2 separate regions of the Homo sapiens genome follow, and region 1 is linked to region 2. A link is a loop called in an ENCODE intact Hi-C map of the cell type or tissue named here. Cell type or tissue: prostate gland. All regions are shown on one strand.

Region 1 (2,500 bases), 290 kb after region 2:
CAAGTACGTTTATTGTGGCACTGTTCACAATGGCAAAGACTTGGAACCAACCCAAATGCCCATCAATGATAGACTGGATGAAGAAAATGTGGCATATATACATCATGGAATTCTATGCAGCCATAAAAAAGAAAAGACTTCATGTCCTTTGCAGATACATGGATGAAGCTGGAAACCATCATTCTCAGCAAACTAACACAGGAACAGAAAACCAAATACTGCATATTCTCACTCTTAAGTGAGAGTTGAACAATGAGAACACATGTACACAGGGAGGGGAACATCACACACTGGGGCCTGTCGGGCGGTGGAGCAAGGGGAGGGAGAGCATAAAGATAATACCTACTGCATGCAAGGCTTAAAACCTAGATGTCGGGTTGATAGGTGCAGCAAACCACCATGGGATATGTATACCTATGTAATAAACCTGCACGTTCTGCACATGTATCCCAGAACTCAAAGTAAAATTAGAAACAACAACAACAACCAAATTTGAATGTATTGACATTTTCAAAGAAGAAAGAGGCTGCTTTATTGTTTTATTCCACTGTATGATACATATTGAAAATATTTGTGCTTAGTTTTCTCAAGCTGATTTTATGAAAAGCATCATAGATACAGTTGCTAACACTGTTTAGTATACGCACGTAAATTGAGTCATCAGTAGTTTATAAAACTGTTAAAAGAAAAAAGGAGGACAATACATTTTCTGATGCTATGTTATTTGCCAATACTTCTTGGCTGAGTTATGAAAGAGATTTACGAAGATTTTCTGTACTTTTAACTCCAATTAAAGGTTTTCTTAAACAAAAGGAAGGTGCATCTATTATTCAGTAACCAGACAAAAGAAAATGGCAGTGTGATTTACATTTTCTCACTAATATCAGTGCATGTAAATGAGTTAAACTACAAACTACAAGGAAAAGGAAAGTTTATGAAGCTAGATAAGTATAAGAGTTTATAGTGAAATTGAACTTTTTCATAATATAAATAAAAAATAATGACTTTACCTATTTTTCTACTATAAGCTAATATGCAGATCTTAATTATTGATAGTGTTACATAAATTGGCTATGAAAACTGAAAAAATTTTGAAGTATGCTTTCTTCATACTGCTAAATTTAGAGTTGCTTTTGTTATTTGTAATACTCCTTGAATTTGATGCTAATATTTTTTGTAGAGTCGGGGGTTCTCCATGCTGCCCAGGCTGGAATGGAACTGCTGGGCTCAAGCGATCTGCCTGCCTTGGCAGATCTCCCAAAGTTTTGAGATTACAGGCATTAGCCACTGGGCTTGGCCAGTTTTTTTGTTTGTTTTTGAGACAGGTTCTTCCTCTGTTGCCCAGGCTGGAGTGCAGCGGCATGATCATAATTCACTGCAGCCTCCATCTCACAGGCTTGAATTTTATGCTAATAATACTGAGCTGACAAGAATTAGTGACGGTACTTAACAGATGTAGCTTTGAAAAGATCTTGCTTAAAAACAAATTCTTCTTAGAAAATAAAATAGTTTTGTTAGTGTGGATGTAAACATTAAAAGAAAAAGATTTTTGGTATTCAATTCAGTCATTAGAAACTTTTAAAATAAGTTTGGAACAATTTGAGTATGTGAATTTACTTTTTCAACTGTAAATTTTATTAAATCTAAGCACAGATCCAGTATTTCCAATGAAAATTCAGTGTAAAAATTGAGATGTGCTCTAAATTTTAAAAACACTAGATTTCAAAGATACAGTATAAAAAAGTAAAAATATCTCATAATGAATTTTAAAAATATTACTGCATGCTAAAGTAATATTTTAGATAAATCCAACTAAATAAAATATATTAAAATTAACGTTACCTGTTTCTTTTTCCTTTTTTAAAAATGTAGCTCTTAGAAAATATAGCAATATATTGTGGCTTTCATTATATTTCTAAGGGACATTGCTGTTCTAGACTATTACAACAGCCTTTTATCTGATCTTCGGTTACTTCCCAACTTGCTGTCAGTTTAACCTTAAAGTATATCCTCCATTTATCCCTTTATCCATTCACCAAATGTTTGAGTACCTAATAACAGCTATTGTTGTAAGATAAATCAGAGAACAAATCCAAGATAGCTGTCTTCATGAAGCTTACCCTCCAGTTGGGGGACACAGATAAAGAGCAAAACATAAGTAAATTATTTAAGATGTAAGATAGTAATAGTTATACTAAAAGAAACTCCTCCACACACAGTAAGGGTCAGAGGAAAGATGGTGCAAAGAGACCAGATGAGCTGGAGAATGAGTAAAGGGGTGGAGGGGAGAAGTGTGGAAAGAGCTGAGGTACTTTAAAAGGAGTGTTAGGATGGGGAAAGGACAGCAGGTCATGTAGGCCCTCATAGGCTTTAACAGTTACTTGGAGGTTTCTACTTGCAGCATTTCTGCCTTACTTTGACTGAGATGGAAAGTCCTGGAGAGTTCTAAGTGCAGTTTTAAAACAATATTTCTGGCTGCTTTGTTCAGATTAGACAGTAT
Region 2 (2,500 bases):
TTTCACTCAGGTGGGATTGCAGTGGTGTGATCTTGGCTCACTGCAGTCTCTGCCTCCCAGGCTCAAGTGATTCTTGTGCCTCAGCCTCCGAAGTAGCTAAGACTACGGGCTCACACTACCGTTCCCAGCTAATTTTTGTATTTTTAGTAGAGACAGGGTTTTACCATGTTGGCCAGGCTGATCTCGAATTCCTCCTCTACTGGATATCCCCTCCAGGGGCACATTTGTTCCATTAACTTGTTTTGAAATATGTGTCTATTTTCAAATTGTATCTCTAACATGACAAAATCTTACCAGTAAGACAACTTTTTCTAAAAAGGAAAGTTGGTTTCTAATGATTTATTCATAGTGAATTTTCCCAACTCTTACTGTTTACTATTTCTTTACTCTTCACACATCATTTGCTTCTACAAAATATTATACTAACTGAAGTATCAGGGATCCATCATTGTTTTTGAAAAGTGGGGCAGACATCTTTCTATCCTCAATTTTCTAGGCTCTCTTTCATTTCCCCACACATTTCTCAAAGGGCAATAGTAATTGTGTGAGAATTCAATTTGCAACCTTAGCAATCTTGTCCCTGGTGAAGGAACGGCCAGGAAGAACATAGTCTGGGAGAAAACCAGCTACACTGGTGGGTTCCAATATGGGCACCCTGGGCAGCTAACAGATAGCTGTTGGTGAGATGTGGAAAATCAACCACATTGGAGTTCCAAACCACACTCACAGGGATATGGGGTGGTTCAGGGCTGGCTATTTTTGTAATCATGACAGCACCCAGTCAGTAACTAGTGGATGGAGTAGGGAGGATCTAGCGCTCCCCACCCCCCAGGAGAGGGAATTGGGTGAGCATGCTGTAGGATAATAAAGCCCAGCCAAGGTGACTGAAATTCAGAGCTGGAGCTTCAGATCCAGTGCCTAAGACAGGAGTCCTGCCCAGTGAACTAGGCCAACTATGCTGGAACAGAGGGCACTAACCCTATTGAGACCCACTGCTGACATGTTTCCTGTCTGTCTCAGGACGGTTCCAATGAAGCGTGGAGCATCTGTGATTCCAATCCTGAGGGGTAAAAGAAGGCAGGAGCTACCCAGAAATACGACTTTTGAGAGTTTGCACAGTATAATGGAAATAAAGATTTGGGGAGGCTAAGTAGACTGTAGTCAAATCCCTTGGCAAGTTACTTGATATCTTTGAGTTTTAAGTTCCTCATTGATAAAATAAGGATAATAATATCTCTCTTGCAGGATTTGTATGAAGGAAAAAGTTATACCTCAAGGACTCAACATGCAAGAGGCCCAGGAGGGGAATTTCATTTCGCACGTCCATTTTTTTCTCAGAGCAATTTCCCATCTTTACTACCAGATGGCGCCCGTGAGCAGTGCCGCCCTTCCCTATGGCTTTTATTTCCACTCTTCGGGCGCTAGGTAATCTTCCTCTCTCTTAGTACTCAGGCTGGCATTTAAAATCCAGTGTTGCACACAGACTTTGTGTTTCTAATCCATCTGCTCCATGAAGAACTGTGAAACCCAGAAATACCTATTTCTAGCCAGACACCCATTTCTCCAATAGGATTTTTCAGATGATAAGGCTTTGTGATATAACTATGCAGCTGGGCATTCAAAAGAAGTCAAACAACCCTTAATTAAGAATCTGGTTTTTTGTACATTTACCCCCACTATAAGAGTGTAGAGACTTAAAGGTCAGGCCCTGTAGGTTTGAATCTCAATGTTAGCATTAGGTGGGTGACCTTGGACAAATTATTTGGCCTCTCTAAATCTCACTTTCTTCATCTATGAAATGGTTGTAATAACAGTAGCTGCTTCATAGGATTGCTGTGAGGTTAAATGAGATAACATACATAGGATACTCAACACAAAACCTGGCACACAGTAAGTGCTTACTAAGTGTAAGCAATTATACTAACAAGAGCCTGAGCTTTGAAGTCAGATGAAAACAGATTTGACTCCTAGCTCTTCGACTTAAAAATTGCATGATCTTAAATAAGTTATGTAACCTTTCTGAGCCCCACTTGCCTCAACAGTGCAAGATTAGTATGAATATGCAGAGACACATATGCGATACCTTTTACTTTTTATTTGTATTATGACCCATTTCAAACAGGATTTGTGCTTACCTACCACAAACAAACAAACAGAAACAGCCCAATGGCTTTCATTAAAGCAAATAATAGAATTAGCGTGTAGAAAAAGCAAAGGCAGGAAAAATAAGAAAAAGTCAGAGATAACACTAGGCTCTTAGATAACATCATAAGATTAGGTCACAAATTTGGCTTTGAGCTTCTTAGCATCCAAGGCAATAAAGAAGGGAAATATGGTTCGTTAGATGATTCATAGTGCCAAGATAAATGCAGAGGAGTTCTGAAGAAGAAACCCAGCTATTCCTAGTTCTGAGACTTAAGAGACTATAGCACATGGTGGATACACAATAGATATATAAATGTTAGCTGTTCTCATCTACAGCACAGAGGAAAGAGTGAGT

What was found. A loop is a pair of places that touch in the nucleus more often than their neighbours do. Peaks named below come from ENCODE experiments on the same cell type or tissue, not always from the same donor. Only the 100,000 strongest peaks of a DNase experiment are listed, where the experiment ranks them.
Region 1: it touches region 2 in a loop (2.0-fold over the local background); 39 of 110 quality-filtered maps call a loop at or near these places.

What each region holds. Positions count from the first base shown.
Region 1 is chr17:55,055,520-55,058,019 of GRCh38, reverse strand. The region is part of intron 12 of STXBP4 (syntaxin binding protein 4); the gene reads right to left. Among named protein-coding and RNA genes, the nearest start is that of STXBP4, 88 kb to the right of the region's middle. In prostate gland, no CTCF peak of the experiment used is centred here; a DNase peak (open chromatin) is centred at 1,289.
Region 2 is chr17:55,347,820-55,350,319 of GRCh38, reverse strand. No RefSeq gene overlaps it. Among named protein-coding and RNA genes, the nearest start is that of MMD, 73 kb to the left of the region's middle. In prostate gland, a CTCF peak has its summit at 1,341; a DNase peak (open chromatin) is centred at 1,379.